Linked DNA regions of Homo sapiens: region 2 is linked to region 1. Evidence: chromatin loops called from intact Hi-C (ENCODE). Cell type or tissue: heart left ventricle. All regions are shown on one strand. Links, peaks and the distances in the headings refer to the core of each region. The heading gives the core; the rest is flanking DNA. Region 1 has its middle 12 kb from the start of IRX2. Region 2 has its middle 60 kb from the start of LINC01377.

What was found. A loop is a pair of places that touch in the nucleus more often than their neighbours do. Peaks named below come from ENCODE experiments on the same cell type or tissue, not always from the same donor. Only the 100,000 strongest peaks of a DNase experiment are listed, where the experiment ranks them.
Region 2: a loop joins it to region 1, with 7 times the contacts of the local background. A loop is called at or near these places in 1 of 110 quality-filtered maps.

What each region holds. Positions count from the first base shown.
Region 1 is chr5:2,737,117-2,741,497 of GRCh38, reverse strand. It overlaps a transcript of IRX2 not described here. Among named protein-coding and RNA genes, the nearest start is that of IRX2, 12 kb to the left of the region's middle. In heart left ventricle, for the core only: no CTCF peak of the experiment used is centred there; a DNase peak (open chromatin) is centred at 2,017; H3K4me3 peaks cover 1,067 bases; H3K27me3 peaks cover 3,912 bases.
Region 2 is chr5:3,235,656-3,240,036 of GRCh38, reverse strand. No RefSeq gene overlaps it. Among named protein-coding and RNA genes, the nearest start is that of LINC01377, 60 kb to the right of the region's middle. In heart left ventricle, for the core only: no CTCF peak of the experiment used is centred there; no DNase peak of the experiment used is centred there.

The sequences.
Region 1 (4,381 bases), core at 224-4,223:
CCTACACCTCTCCTCCTTTTTGGTGACCTTTAAGGAAAAATACATTCACCCAGTCGTTCTCAGAAATTCCCTCCTTGCCTCCATTCTAACAGTGGGCTTTTTTTTTTCCTGCTATAAATAATGATTCCAGAGGAAAAGGGGAAAATGACAAACAAATAGAGCACAGCTGGAATTAATAAGGCTGATCAAAGTTAGTGGGACTGAGACTGCTGGCAGCAGCCACAGGTCTGAGGCCCATAAAGGTGCCAGGAGTTCTTGCCTCTTCCCTCTAAGATCAAGAAAAAGGGCAAATCGAACGGTTTAACCCTTGACACCTTCTTACTGGGGAAAGGTGGGCTTCGGGGAGAACTTTTGTTTTTAGTCCTTACTAATAGCGGCGTTGCGGTCCGGCTCGGCCTGAGGCCGGGAAGGGCGCTGCGTGTTCGCCCAGAGCGAGTGCGGGTCCCGCGTGCACCCGGCTCTGCACCCAGCAAGGTGGGGCAGGACGCGGGTCCTCTTGGACCCTGAAAGGTTAGGAGGTGAGTGACCAGATTAGGTGGGGTCAAGGCAGCATCCTGGGGAGTCGGGGGGCTGCCGGCCGGGTGCTCAGTAAGCTCGGAGGGGGCGAGGAGGTCTCAGCTCCAAGACAGGCTCCTCAGTGCGTGCAAGGGGGACGGTGCACTGTCGCCGCTGTCGCCTTCCCAGTGCTGGAGACCCTGGGCCGAAGGTGCGGGAGCTGGAGGCGCTGGCCCGGCTGCCTGCCTGGTGCCCTGCCCGCGTTCTTCCCGGGGTTCCGGGCCACCTTCCACCCGGCCCACGTCCTTCCCCGCAGGCGCGTGCTCCCTGGGGAGTCTTGAGGGGCAGAAGCTGGCTCAAGCCCTTAAACGCCCACCCAGGGTTGGTTCCAGGCCTACGTGTTTTGCCTGAGCAGCTGCAATCATTTCTTCAGGGAACTGGGTTGCTCCCGGCTCTCCAGCCCCGGGACTGTCCGATTTGGGAAGGGCTCCTTCACCTCTAGGCCCATTTCTGCCCTGCAGTCTCCCCAAGCGCGGCGCTGCCGCTGAGTGTCTGCTTAGTTGGTCACACCGAGACCCTAAAAGGCAACGACCAAGGCCAGTCGGGAGAACCGAACAGTCGCAGGTCAGGGAACAGTCGCAGGAGAGGGGGTGAGCCGGCTCCTGACCTCAGCCCCGGTGTGACCGCTCGCCTTCTGCGGCCCCAAGGTGGTGGCTGGGAGCCCTGGGCCGAGGCGCACCTGGAAAAGGAGGCAGCGACGGCCAGGGAGGCCGCAGACCGAGACCCTGAAGTCAGCCTGATGGGCAGGACCCCCGCCCCCGCACGCCACGACTGCCCCGGCGGCCCCAGACCCGGCCGCCTGTTCATGAGTTTTCGACGCCGCTTTTGCGACCCGGTGCCCTGGAGGGGAAACCCAGTCGGGCCCTCCGAAGCCTCCTTATAGGGGAATGCAGCCAGGCTTCTGGGGATGGGTAGCCACCAACCGACCCAGAAGAACCCGCGAGGACCCCCGAGCTCCCACTGGAGGCCCCGCTCCTGGCACCCCCAGCTCTGGTCCCGGGCTTCAGTCCCCTTCCTGGTCCTACCCTATACCCCGCGCCTGAAGCCGCAGCGGGACCCATCGGGTTCCTCCCGCCCTGACCCCGGCCTCCCCCGACCTCTTGCCTCCCAGTCCCCCTGCTCCCGTGGTGGTCGGGACTCCTCCGTGGCTGGCCCCGGGTGCTCGCCTCGCTCCCTGGCCCTCAGCCTCAGGCCCGCAGCTCTGGACTCTGGGAACCGCGCGCGCAGGGTGAACAAAGCAGCGCCGCAGAGCGCCGGGAAACCGAAAGCGCCCGGCCCGGGTTCAGGACGATCGCGGGGTCCGGCGGCGACGGCGGCGGGGGTTCAGGGCCCCCGGGACCAGGGGAGGTGCCGAGCGCCCGGGTTCCTGCCACAGCCAGCCTTCCTCTCCTCCCCGGTCCCCCCGGTCTCTCCTGTTTCGGGTCCTGCCTGCACACCGTATTTCTGCTGCGCTCGGCGGCAGAGCTCGAAAGCCCCAGGCCGGCCTGCCCAGCGCTTTTCCACCGCTCTGGCGGCAGCGTTCGGTCGGCGCGAGCCGTGTAGCCCCGATCTGCGGCCCCAGCGCCCAGGCGGGCAGTGGACACCGACGGGACCCCAGGCCGTACCCCCGGCACCGCCGCCCCCAGGACCCGCACTGAGAACGACGTACGCGGCTGCCTTGCAGGCGACACCTCGGGGGACGCCCCTTGGGCGCACGGAGCGAGGGCCGGCGGGCTCGGGGTGGGTTGCCGCGGTGTCTGCACCGCTCCCCGCGGGCCCCTGGTCTGGGAAGTTTGTTCTCTTCTTCAGGGAGCTTATGCGACAAGCCGGATTTCACAGGCCCTACAAAGCGCGTTGAGTCCCCTCGAAGCTCTCGGCGCCACCAGAACCCGCTGGAGGGCTGCCTGGAGGTGGTGATGGATCCAAGGGGACACAGCGGAGTCAGCGGCCGGGATGGAGGCGACGGAGAGCACGTCTGGTCGCCTGAGTCCCATCCCACAGTAGGCCTACCCGGCAGCCTGGGGAGTCAGAAGAGGGTCTCCAGCCACAGCCATTACCTCGCTCCTTCCTCTCCCCGGCCTCGGCGTCCAGGCCCATTGGCTTCACCCTCCGCGACCTCTGGCGGCCCTGACTGGGGCTCTGGGAGCGGGTAGTTCAGGTGGAGGGTCTCTGGAGCCACACACCTGGCCTCCCGCAGGTGGGGAGACGGTCCCGGAGGCACAGGAGGAGGGAGGCCCAAGCGTGCGGCTGGGGGTGGTGAGGGTCAGATGGGGAGGGGTGGGTGCTTTGTAACCTTTGGGGTCCTGGGCCCTGTGATGAGCCCCATCCTTTCTGCCATTGGACTCGGGGTCACTGTACAGCCCTGGTGGAGAGAGGGTGAAGGCTTCCCTGGGAACAGCCCACTGAGCCCCAGAGGCCAGGGGACCAAAGAGGCGGCCGGGAGGACAACTCGGCCCAAGCGGGGAACAGGGGGGCGAATCAGGCTCCTTGGTACCCAGGATGACGTTAGTTTATTTAAATAGGAGGCCATGGCCCGTCCAGGTTTATTCTCCCTGGCTCTCAAGCAATGGAAAAACAATTTGTTTTATAATGCTAATGTAATACTCAACTCCTCAAATAAAAGTGCCCTTCATGATAATGGGCCCAGATATAAACAGAAGCGGCTGAGAGGGCCCAACCTGCTTCTTCCAGGCAGGCCTGTGACCGGGAGGGGGCTGAGTCCAAGCCCAGAGGAGAGAGACAGTTTGTTTAAAATTTCTATGGAGCTGGACTGTTTTATAAAGGAAGGGGCTGAGTTAAGGCATGCTTTGAAAGAAGACAAACAGACTTTGCAGGAGCTAGACCCTCAAATGAGTTATATTTTAAACAATTTACTGACTTTATGATCTTTAAGCAGAAGCAAATAACACATTCAGGTGCACAGCCGATGCACCCCAACTTTCCAGTGCAAACAAGGCCGGGAGGAGTGGGAGGAGACCTGTCAGCAGGCAGGACAGGTGGGCTGTGGGCTGCAGGGGGTGGGCAGGGGGACACCCCCAGGCCAGGGGTTCCCTTAACCTGGCTGTTACTTTGACGTCAGGAAAAGCCCCTGGTGAAAAACTTCTCTGGTGGGTGAAGATCAGTGATGGCCCGAAATCATCTCGGTGTTCTGAAGCCTAGGAAAGCTGTTGGCCTGGCACCGGGGCCACTTCCTACAAGAACTGGCAGCCTCAGGCGGAATGTTTGAGGGCAGGTAATGACTACTACGGGTAGACATGAGATGGAGTACGATGGGTGAACACCCAGGCATGGTCCACAGCCCTGTCTTTGGACAGTTGCCCTACAGGACAGGCAGGAGATGGGGCTGGGGAAGTGGGTGCTCACCATCGACTCCTGTGATCTTGGTGGAGAGGACAGCACTCGAGACCTGCTAGTGGGGCTCATCTGAGTGGGCCAAATGACTGCCCCTGAAAGCCCATCTCTTCCATGTGCCACCGGGCCCCACGTAGCAGGCTCTGCAGAGGGCTTCTTGTTAGTTAGATGAAGCCAAGGAAGGCCAGCGGGCACAGAAACATGTCCAGGGTCTGCCTGTCTCCGCCCTCTGTCCTCGCCAGTCCTGTCACTTCTCTGAACCTCTGAACACTGAGCTCTTTCCTTTCTCAGCTGACCTGAACAGACTGATCCGTCTGCCTGGAAGATTCTTCTAACTCAGCTGGAGAATGGCTGCTCAATAATGCAGGTATTTTTCTGTATTTACTTGTCACTTGCTACCCACGTGGATGTTAAAGTGACCAGGAGCCACACCTGAGGCCTCTCGTGAATGAACGGAGCTACTTCTGTGTCAGGTTTTGGGGTTCCACAGGCATGA
Region 2 (4,381 bases), core at 304-4,303, 500 kb before region 1:
GCTGAGATCGTGCCACTGCACTCCAGCCTGGGCAACAGAGCGAGACTCTGTCTCAAAATAAATAAATAAGTAAATAAATTTTTAAAAATAATAAGGTGCAAAACCTGTAAGCAGAACACTGTAAAACATTGCTGGGGAAAATTTTAAAATATCTCAATAAATAGAGAGATATACCATGCTCAGGTATCAGAAGACTCAATATATGAAAATGTCATTCCCTCTCTAATTTGTTAGATTTAACACAATGGTGTAATAAAGACTTAAGTTTTCCTAGAACTATCAAAGCTCTGAGAAATTTCCAACTCCATCTTTTATTTTAAGGCTGAGATTTATATTTCTATTAATTTTACAAACGGTGAAACACTCAAAATAATAAATTATTTGTCCTCAAGTAAATTTTTTTCTGTATGTTTTTTGTTTGCTTTTGAACGTTCCCTCCTGTGTGTGTTCCATTATCAACGATAACACTGACATCATCTCTTCTTTGGGCATGCCCAGTTTGGCCTATGCAGTTGTTTCTCTATACAAATAACTGTAGAGACTTTATAGAGAATTCTAAACAGATGACTAACTCTATACAGATAACTCCATATGTGATTGCAACAATACCTCTGTTAGGAATCCTTCAGAATCAATACAAAATTTAGCCAGGCGTGGTGGTGCACGCCTGTAATCCCAGCTACTCCGGAGGCTGAGGCAGGAGAATCACTTAAACCCGGGAGGCGGAGGTTGCAGTGAGCCGAGATCGCGCCACTGCACTTCAGCCTGGGCAACATAGCAAGACTCTGTCTCAAAAAAAAAAAAAATCCCTGAGTCTCTTTCTAGTAAAGATGAAAGGATCCTGCATTGAAACCATGAAGGGATGTGACTTGTCAGATGCTGGGATTCGGACAGGAGGGTCTCTGGGACCCTGCCCATCATTACCAGGCATCTCTGAGTCAGCCAGCAGATGTTCTGCTGGAATGCAGGGAGAGAATATGCATCTGTCTAGAGGGCCCCAAGAGGTCACACCTGCATTCTAAGCCAGAGGTAAGTGAAGAAGCAGAGATGGGAATGCACCACGGCTGGAGGGCAGGGCTTGTTGAGAGGAGAGCAATACAGGGCATGGGCTCTGTGCCAGTGGATTCAGAAATGGCCCATGAAGCCTAGAGAATATTCTTTCCTGGGATGTTTATGCTGGGTTGAAGGTAGCTGGTATAGGGCTGAGCAGACAATCTTCCCGGGGTCGCAGCCTATGAAATTATAAGTCCCCTGCTTAATGTAGGCTCTGCTGCCACTATTTTGAAATTCTCCATAATTTCCGAACAGCAGCAGAGCATGTCTGGGGTAGGGAGAGAGGTTTCCCACTTTCTCCCCATGCCATTCCTACGCTCCCCTGCTGGGCTAAGCACAGGAGTTGTTGTTGCCAATGCTGGTGGTCTTAGCAGCTTAGCTGTCCAGCATCAATGATCCTATACCGCTTCCTCAACCTCTCATGTCTGTACAGGGACTCTGCTGTTTACAAAATGGCAAAAATGGACTGTCCATCAGAGAGATTGGTGACTTTAGCCATGCAAAGGGTGGCTGCCAAGGTTTTGTGGGCAACAGCTGTGTGGCCAAGTGTAACTGGTTGGCTTTGTGGAAGATTGTCTCTCCTGACAGGGCTGGTGTGAGGCTGTGCTCAGTTGCTCGCCGGGCAAAGCCTATCTCAAAGGTCTCCCTCAGTGTCACAGAGTTCAGATAAGTTGTCATCCATCAAGCCTGGTGAAGCAAAGGATACAGGAAATGCTGAGGCCGATGCGGCTCCCCGGAGACAGTGGTCCTTGGGCAGGGTGCATTTATGGGAAAGTGCCCAGTCCTGTGCTGGCTGGGAAGAGGCCTGGGAAACTTCTCTGGAAACCTCTTGAAAGTTTTATCTGGTCAGGGTCCGGAACTGGTAGGTATGGACAAAGTGAATTAACATCTCAAATGTCTTAAATGTCTTCTCCAAAGTGGGAACCTACCTCATGAAACAGATCATCATGCAGACACCTCCCATGGGAATGAGGCCAGTAGACTGAGGAATGTCCAATTCCAGAAGCAAAACGAGCCATTTTACCAACAAGACAAGAGAGTTATGGTCTCAGAGGAGGCAATTTCGAGAAAAAAAACCTGGCCCTCCCCTCCCCTGCCCCATGCTGTGAGTGCTGACACTGAGCATAGGCACAGAACTCCCAACTCTGCCCTAGGACCCTGTGGCTCCCTCAACGCCTCTCCCCAAACCCAAGCTCTGTGCAGCAATGCAGCTCAGGACCCCAGGAGCTTAGTAGACTTAGTGCAGAATAAGGCAGAGGCCCCTGCATGGTGTGAGTACTGCCATGGCGAACCAGCAGGTACCCACCTCCATGGCGAACCAGCAGGTACCTACCTCCATGGCGAACCGGCAGGACTTGGTGTCAGACCCAGACTTCTTGAAGGTACCTTGGGCTAGGAGCATGAGAATGCCTCTCGCTGGAGCGGTTCTTCAGCCACCTTGAATCTGTGGATGGTACCTGTGACTGATTGGAACACGATCCACCTAATCAAGGTAAGCCAACAAGTCAATGAAGTTCTCCAGGCAAGGAGGTCCCCAGGGTCAGTGCTCTGTGGTGCTGCACAGACACATGGAATGGGGGCCAGCTCGGCAGTGAGGCCATTGCATACATGGACAGCCTAGAGACAAAGGCATTGGAAACAGTTCCACCCTTCTGCTGCCTGCTTCCATGGGGCTGCACTTGCTCCAGACGGTGGCGGCCAAACCCCATGGTTGCAGCAGATAGGCAGGCCACCCCAAGGGAGTGTTTTCGTGCCTCTCGGGACCATTTTTTTTGGAATGAGCTCCTGCTTCCAATTTGAGAGATGTATCCAGTGAACACCACGACATAGCACTTGGCCTTGGAATCAATGGTGTGGCTCCCCTTCCTCATGTGTCTGTTTCTGACTAGAGCTCACTGCTGATGGTGGCCGTCGCTGACCGCACCCAGTGTGGACCGTGAATCATGCTTTATCTAGTGCATGTACTCTCCTATACGATGAATCCACCCACAGATCAAGCCTACCTGAATTAAGAAACTGATCAGTAAGTGCTTGGTCATTGTGCCAGGTGGACACAGAGGCCACCAGCATGGGGGACACTTTTCTGCCAGCACCTCAGGCCCCATCCACTCTGGGATCCTGGCAGGTGAGGCTGGCCCTGAATCACCTGCCTGGTCACTCTTCCCAGCACCTCACGTAGGGCCAGATCATAGGACAGAGGGTGCGGTTGTCTCCTCACATTTCGGTTGTAAAGACTGTGGGAGGTGTGGCCGGGCACCACAGGGTGGCAGGGAGGAAGCCATTGGCGCACCATGAACAGAGAGGGCCACCTGACCAAGGCTCTTCCACCTTGATGGGGCCCCAACACCAGTATTTTGCTTGTTTTCTAACAAACTAGGTTTTGTCCAGCTTCAAGCTAAAAGAGGCTTTTCATCACAGAAACTGATGCATTCATCAGGGCAGCCATTCACATCAGTTTCTGTACAGAAAGTGTCAATTTGCCAACATAATGGCTGACCCTCCTCTTTGAACAGAGGAGGCAAGGATTTCATGTGTTCCTTCATCCACTGGGAATAGGCAGATGAGACAAAGCGGGGGAGGTGGCAAATGGAGCGTCACGCCAGTCCTGCGGAGCTCCTCACGGTCCTCTCAGGGACACTTTGGAGCAGCAGATGTGGAGCACCCTTTCCCGCCACCGTGCATGAGTGACATTCCCACTCGTGAAGGCTCCCTCTCCGTCTTGCAGCCAAGGGAGCATGCGTGGTACTGGCCATATGGTGAGGTATCAGATGGCAGGAAAGAATTCTTGTGGTTGCCCAGAGGCTCCACTCACTGGGAACTGGGCCTGGGGCATAAGGTTTCAGAAGGGAAGACAGGGAGCAGGGAAGACAGGGAGAAGGGAAGACAGGGAGCAGGGTTGTGATTCCAGGGCCACACTGCTTCAGTCCTTGTTCCTACAGTTGGCCATGAGGTCTGAGTTTAGCAAACCATGCATCAAATTTCTTCTTAGGCATCAACATTAGGTCCCTGTGGACTCTACAAAGTCCACTAAGTGTAAGCCCTGGGACCTGAGACCCAGGAAGATCAGGCCAATGGGGAGCATGGCCCCTCCCAGGAAGGCTCTTGGGGAGCAGGGTGCCAGGGCTAGGCCAAGATGTGGGGTGTACTGATGCGGGTCCTTGAGCTAGTTGCCTGGATGAACTGGAACAGTGACATTCTGGAGGAAGCTCACTCGTACCAGGAGTGAGGAAGGTGTGCATCCAACATGGCAGGAGAGAAGACACCATAACAGCCAGGTGGGCTCTGAGTTCAATGGCCAACGAACGGAGAAAGGGCGAGCATAAGATGC